Regions from separate parts of the Homo sapiens genome. Here region 2 is linked to region 1. A link is a loop called in an ENCODE intact Hi-C map of the cell type or tissue named here. Cell type or tissue: mesothelial cell of epicardium. All regions are shown on one strand.

Region 1 (4,000 bases):
CAGTGATTAAAATACTTCTTTCTTATGTTCACAAAGTGTGAAAAAGCTATTAAGTCAGTAGATAAAATAGAAGAAACCAAGACACAACACAGATAGACATCTAGGCCGAGTCAGTTACAGGGGATTAATTTCATGCTTAAAATATTTTGAAAGGGAAAGTGACATGGTTTGGCACTGTGTTTCCCAACCAAATCTCATTTCAAATCGTAATCCCCACTTACCGAGGGAGGCACCTGCAATCCTCAGGTGTCAAGGGAGGGTCGTGATTTGATTGTGGGGGCAGTTCCTCTATGTTGTTCTCAGTATACTGAGTGAATTCCCAGGAGATCTGATGGTTTTATAGATGATGGCAGTTTTTCCTGTACTCACAAGTGCTCTCTCTTGCCTGCCTCCATGTAAGACATGACTGCTTCCCCATTCACAGTGATTGTAACTTTCCAGAGGCCTCACCAGTCATGCAGAACTGTGAGTCAATTAAACCTCTTCATTTATAAATTACCCAGTAGTATCCTTACAGCAGTGTAAAAAAATGGACTAATATGGAAAGCTAACACTAAAATACATAATTATAAAAACAAATTGAGGATCCTATTTCAAGATTGCTGATTACAGACATTGGACATCTGCCTCCATCAGAAAAAAGAAATAAAATTATGAATAGATAATTATACCTTGAATAGAACACCTAAGAGAACAACAGAGTACAACAGAGAAGTTCCAAAAAACACGTGAGCCACAGAGAAGAAGGAAGTGAGTAGCCAACTTGGCCAAGATTGGTTGGGAGCCTCGAGGATCTCAGTATTATGAAGAGAGGGTAAGTGAGAAAACTTCAGTAGTTCAGATACCCACAGTGGACTGCTGCAATCCAAAGCACAGTAGAGCTCCCCCACCCACATAAACCTTGACACTAATGTGGGCAATAATATAAGACACTGTAAAGGCATTGCACCAGACAGGAAACTTGTGCTTCAGTCACCCTGACCTAGCCGGCTGTAACTGAGCATCATTGTGAGTATACAGCTGTTGCTGGACTGCATTCTGATCAAGAACCATAGTCCACATATCCCCACATTTTGTGAACCTCCACTGTCACCTCCCAGTGTCCACCAGGAAAGCAATAGCGAAACAGTATTGGCTGGGCCCAAAGATGTTGTGGAATCTCCAGTACGCTAGCCTGTATGAAGTACTACTCCCTGGACAAAGGATGGTACACTGAACCAAAAAGGCAGACCCTGGGCAAGGGAATCCAAGACATATACTTTCCAGAGCCCAAGAGCTCCCTGTCTGGAGCTATAAGAAGTGATATCCCTCTCAGCAGTGGCACAAACTCTGTGCTCAGCCTAGCAAACAAAGTGTGATCCCCTCTCATTGGCGGATCTGTGCTCGGGCTCACACATATTAAGTGCAACCCCTTCTCCTCCTCCACACACCACTACAGGTACAGCCCTGCTGCCACTGCTGGTGGATGGGGCAGGAAAGCCAGAGTTGTCTGTCAGGTGCTATGAGTGGCTACAGTGCCCCCACTGGCAGTGTAGTTTCCATGCCTTGACTTGTGCATGGAAGACAGTGTCCCTCTCCACTCTGCACAGTGCTTCCACTGCTACAGAAAGCAGGATAAATAAAGAGTTGCATATCTTGGGCTGTGGATGGCAACCTTGCACTGTTGCTACCACCTATATCAATGGGCACTACTTGGGATCCAAAGAGTTGTCCCACCACTGATACTGCCAAGGCTCATACCACACTGGCTGCTCAGGCACCTGAGAATCTTCTCACCCACCTGGCCCCACCACTGCCACTACTGGCATCCAAATGAGCCACCTGGAGGCCCAAGAATCAACCTGCCTGGTCCCACAAATGCCACTGCCCTGGGGCCAAATATCAAGAACACTCAGGCCACCACTGCCAACACTGGGGCCAGAAAAGTGGCCAATGTGTCATCCTTGTCCCCAGCAAAACTTCATCATAGCCTTTAATAATAACCACATCCTAAATCACCAAGGAAATCACAGATACCACTGATACTGTTTACCACTGAAAAAATCATACAAAAACTACACTACATCATGCACCCAGAATCAAAATTAAAGGGCCCTACCCAACTCACACCACTGATACATCTTCAGGAAAAAGTCCTCACCAATTAAAGTAAATCCAAGCCAGACATGGTGGCTCACAGCTGTAATCCCAGATCTTTGGGAAGCCGAGGCGGGTGGATCACTTGAGGTCAGGAGTTCAAGACCAGCCTGGCCAACATGGTGCAACCCCATCTCTACTAAAAATATAAAAATTAGCCAGACGTGGTTGTGCGTGCCTGTAATCCCAGCTACTCGGGAGGCTGAGGCAGGAGAATCCCTTGAACCTAGGAGGCAGAGGTTGCAGTGAGCCGAGATTGTGCCACTGCACTGCAGCCTGGGTAAAAAAGCAACACTCCATCTCAAAAAAAAAAAAAAAAAAAAAAAGTAAATCCAAAAAACTGGAAGAAGTAACTATTACACCAAATGTGCAGATACCAGTGTAACTGAAACATGAAGCAGATACAAGAAACATGAAAAAATAAGGAAATATTACGCCTTCAAAGGAACAACATAATTATCCAGTAACAGATCTCAACCAAAAAAAATCACCAAATTATGGAAAAAGTATTCAAAACTATAATACCAAAGAATCTCAGTGAGATACAAAAAATCTGAAAAACAGTACAAAGAAATCAGAAGAAAAAATTCAAGATATGAATAAGAAATGTACCAAAGAGATAGATTTCATTAAAGAAAACAAACAAAAATACTTACTGAAACTGGATAATTTATTAAATAAATATAAAATATATTCAGAGACTTCAACAATACACTGGATCAGGCAGAAGAGAGAATCTCAAAATGTAAAGGCAGGTCTGTTGAAATAATGCAGTCAGACAAATTTTGTTTTATAAAAAATGAACACAGTCTTGATAAGATATGGGAACCATAAAGTAACCAAACATATGAATTATCAATATCCCCTAAGGTGAAGAAAGAATGGAGGCATTAGAAAATCTATTTAATGAAAGAATATATAAAAACTTATCAAATCTTGTAAGAGATTTAGACATCCACATACAGGATACCTAGCAATCTTCAATCATCTGAGTACAAAAACGCGGGGGAGTGCCTCACCCCCCTGCGATGCGGGTCGTAATAGCCAGGGGGGGGAGAGGGGGTGGCTCTTACTCCCCGCATCGCGGGTGGCTCTTATCTGTGTCCATTATTAGCATTCTCTTTTTTCCTGCCATTAGGAACAATTTCACAGGGTGTGTGTACCCAGCCTGCGATATGAAACGTAATATCATCCTCTACACCTGCGCGTATTAGGAACCATATCACACAATGGGTGTTCACTTTTTGCGGGATTTGGGGTCATGTCATCCTGTGTTTCCCTAAATAGTCGGGGAAATATCACAGGGCGGGTGTCCACCCACTACTCTATTGGGAGGCACATCTTACTTTAGCTACTGGAAATTAGGAGCAGTATCACAGACGGGGTGTAAAGCCACTGTCATATTTGAAGTAATATCATGCTCTCCCCCACTAGTTGTGACGCACAATATCACAGGGGGGGTGTATATTCTGCGGTACTGGGAGTAATATCATCATCTCTTCCTTTAGATGACAGGAACGATATCAGAGAGGGGGTGTACACCCCGTGTTTTTTTGGAAGCAATGTCATTCACTCTTCTAAATTTTACGATTCATATCACAGGCGGGGTGTACACCCCTTGTTATTTTGGGAGTCATCTGATCCTCTTTCAACCTGTATATTTAGAACAATATCCCATGGGGCTGTACATCTCTTCGATATTGGTAGTAATATCATCTTCTCCTTTCCTGGATATAAGAAACAATGTCACAGGTGGGGTGTACACCCCTTGCAATATTGAGAGTAATATCACTTCTCCCCATGTGGTTATTAAGGACAAAATCACACGGTGCTGTACAGTTGCTACGTTATTGGGAGTAATATC
Region 2 (4,000 bases), 120 kb before region 1:
TATCTGTGATTTAATGGATTAATGGGTATAGAACTGGTGGCTTTATAAAAAGAGGAAGACAGACCTAAGCTAGCACTGTCATCCCCCCTACCATGTGATGTTCTGTGCTACCTCAGGACTCTGCAGAGTCCCCACCAGGAAGAAGGCCCTCCCGAGAGGTGGCCTCTTAAACTTGTACTTCTCGTTCTCCGTAACTGTAAGAAATAAATTACTTTTCTTTATAAATTTCCCAGTTTCAGGTATTCTGTTATAAGCAACAGAAAACAGACTAAGACACATAATAAAACTTTGGTGGGTGAGGAATTGCTTCTTATAGATGAGCAAAGTGGTTTCTTGAGATGGAATTTACTCCTTGTGAAGATGCCGTGAACATTGTTAAAATGACAACAAAGGATTTAGAATAAACCTAGTTGATAAAACATCACCAGGGTTTAAGAAGATTGACTCCCAGTTTTGAAAGAAGTTGTACTGTGGGTAAAATGCTATCAAACAGTTTCATATGCTACAGAGAAATTATTTGTGAAATGAAGAGGCAATTAATGTGGCAATCTTCTGTTGTCTTATTTTAAGAAATTGCCACAATTACTCCAACCTTCAGCAACCACCACTCTTATCAGTCAGCAGTCATCAACATGAAGGTAAGACCCTCCACCAGCAAAACAATTATGACACAGTGATGGCTCAAATGATCATTAGCATTTTTTAGCAATAAAGTATTTTAAATTAAGGTGTGTACATTTTTAGGCATAATGCTACTACACACTTTATAAACTACAGTATAGTGTAAACATAATTTTTATATGCAGTGAGAAACCAAAAATTTTGTGTATCTCACTTTATGGCAATATTTGCTTTATTATGGTAGTCTGAAACCAAACCTGAAATATCTCCAAGGTATGCTTGTATTGACAACATTTTGCTGAGAACACCTGGAGAGAAGAAAGCAACATTTACCTTTACATGACTTAAAAAGAGAGATGTATGAGAGAATGGTACGAAATAAAATTCATTGAGGTGTACAGCATTCCAGGAGGAAAAATATGACTTGGTAATAATAGACGCTTTTCTATCGCCTGCATCCCCCGCCATTAAGAAGGAAAATTATTTGGCAGGCTGCTTCAAATTCGGGAGTCACACTTTATACACTTAGATATTCTCATCCATGATTTTCCAAGGTAACTCTAATAGCAGCTATATTTTCATGGGACACAAAATAGAAGAGTCTTCAGCTGGTACAGTTCATGGTTTAAGTGTCTCTGACAGTGGCTATTATGACCAGGAGAAACCAATGGAATTTAAAATTTCTGCAGCAGATATGAGGACTTTATAAAGGCAAATTTCAACAGGAGACTAGGATGAGAGGTCTCTGGATTTTGATGCAAAGCTAAAAGACATCTAAGTCCAGTAAATAACTATTCTTCCTTTAAGAAGTTGGTATCACTTTGCTGCTAGGCTCTAGTGAAGATAACATGACTATCAGTAGAAACTCAAATAACCACACAACCTGCGTTTCACCTCCATTACTGGTCTGTCTCATCCACTTCATCGTATCATTGTACATTCTCAAAAGCCCAACCTCTAGTATAATATTAAATTTCGTTTGTGGCCCGATTAGGTCTGGAATGCACAGTTGTGTTGCATGAACCAGTTTTTCACCCTAGCCATGTGCCATCTTTTGCCAAATTGCTAATCTTGTTTCAACTCTTACTGTAGCCTTGAAAAGAGTTTCCTATTATTATTTGACACAAGATGAAAAACACAGGCCTGATTTCAATGCTATTGTGTCATACGGGAAAGTCTTCATGAAATATTTCAGCATCACAGGCTCTCTTAGGTTTGATCCTGAATGGAAGCAGAAGATGGAAATCCTTCATGTGTAGAACTCAGAGCAGAACACTTTATTAATTTAGTCTGGAAAGAGAGACCAGCTGATACTACACTGATTCTCAAAGACAGATTAATAGTTTGGGGTGGTCGGGGATTTAGGGAAAAACAAGAACAGAATTCATGAATAGACTTCTTTGAATGGGCAAATTATCTAAGGAGGTTTTCATGAAATAGTCAAGAAAACCTGCTTTACAGAAAGAGTCAGCCTCCTTCACCAGACAGTTCAGTGTTTCCTAAAAAGCCTCAATGTGGCCTTGATGGCAAGATAAAAGCTAAGAAAATGTCAATGCAGTTACAGAATTCTTATTACCAAAGCTAACAAAGACTGGTTGGTTCCAGTAAACAACGTGTATTATGGAGCAGATAGTAATTTGTCATTGTCTGGATTTTTCTCTTACCCACCATGCTTAAATCTACAGCATCTTCCATTTATTCAAATTAACATATTCATATATAATATATATTATATGATTTAGAAAACAGTTGTTCTTGGAGAATCATAGAATTATCAACTGAAGATCTAGGAAATGAAATCTTTGAGTTACTGGGGAACTCCAAATTGCTTGTAATGTTCCTAATCAGCAAATAACATATGGTGCCTGTATTAGGCCATTCTCACATTGCTATAAAGAAATACATGAGACTGGGTAATTTATAAGAAAAACAGTTTAATTGGCCCATGATTTTGCAGTCTTTGTAGGAAGCATAGCTCTGACAGCTTCTGGGGAGATCTTAAGAAGCTTACAATCATGGTGGAAGGTGAAGTGGCGGCAGGCATGTCACATGGTGGGAGCAGGAGCAAGAGGGTGAGGGGGATGTGTCACACCCTTTCAAATGACCAGATCTCATAAGAAATCACGCACCATAATGAGGGCAGCACCAAGAGGATGGTACTTAAGCATTCATGAGAAATCCGTCCCCAGGATCCAATTCCTGGCATGCCCCATCTCCAACATGGGTGATTACATTTCAACATGGGATTTTGGTGTGGACATAAATCTAAACTATATAACTGTCATTTCTCATATCATGTGATTTCATGAGTCTAGGAATTAAGGAGTAGAACTGGAGGTGACTTTTTTAATACTAACCTAATTATACACTACAAACTGGTTTGATTTCTATCCCCAAAATTAATTATAATTGTTAAGAAATATTATTACCTGTTAGAGAAATACTGTCACCAAGAGAAACAATAATGGTCAGAGAATTGGAAATTTCGATTACCCCCTAAAAATGATAAGCTTATCTTGCATTGAGTTTGAAGGGGCTAGATTATTTCAGAATACTCCTTAAAAGATTTTTTTTGTATGAAAATCTTCCTTTTTTTCAAGAGAATAAATTTTGTTGGAGAGTAAAAACTTGATATCATCTTTAACAATGGTCATTAAAATTATGCTTTCAAAAAGTTTAGGTATTTTACCTATTTGGCAAATATGTTTTAAATGTGCAATGTGTACTCAATACTATTGATGATCAAAGAGTTCATCAATGAAAATATAAGCAAATTTACTTGCCCTCACAGAGTTTTAGGTTCTAGCAGGTATGTGACATAAGAAAATACGAATCAGATAATATTCAATAAAAACAGGGAAAACATAAAACAACTGTACATGGAATTTGATTTTACTTTAACCTACTGAATATATCCTCCTTACACAAATATTTGAAAAAATACATTGAGATACTAATAGCATTTAAATCTAGGTGATGCCTTATAGGTACTTTCAATTTCCTCTTTTATATTTAATTGTCTTTTCCAAATTTTTTAAACAAGAGTATCTTTGGAATTAGAGACAAAAAAACCTGATTTTCAATCAAAAACAATGAATAATAAAATTCATAACAAAACAATGTAGGGTAGACAATAAAGCCTGTGCTTGTCTTCCTGCACTAGATGATAGACCCCATGAAGGCAGAGTTTGTTCAACTAGCTCTGTACCTTCAGCACCTAAACAGTACCTGACACACAGTGGGCTCTCAATATGTATTTTTTAAATGAATCAATCTGCAACTCGTTTCAATTTCATGAGTTAAATAGTCCCTTCAAATAACTTTATCCCTTATGGTAAATTATCTGGCATTTTTGTTCCTTCTCCTTGTTGTGCATAAT

The links. Peaks named below come from ENCODE experiments on the same cell type or tissue, not always from the same donor. Only the 100,000 strongest peaks of a DNase experiment are listed, where the experiment ranks them.
Region 2: a loop joins it to region 1, with 15 times the contacts of the local background. A loop is called at or near these places in 1 of 110 quality-filtered maps.

Annotation. Positions count from the first base shown.
Region 1 is chr2:192,602,068-192,606,067 of GRCh38, reverse strand. No RefSeq gene overlaps it. Among named protein-coding and RNA genes, the nearest start is that of PCGEM1, 150 kb to the left of the region's middle. In mesothelial cell of epicardium, no CTCF peak of the experiment used is centred here; a DNase peak (open chromatin) is centred at 1,811.
Region 2 is chr2:192,720,236-192,724,235 of GRCh38, reverse strand. No RefSeq gene overlaps it. Among named protein-coding and RNA genes, the nearest start is that of PCGEM1, 28 kb to the left of the region's middle. In mesothelial cell of epicardium, no CTCF peak of the experiment used is centred here; no DNase peak of the experiment used is centred here.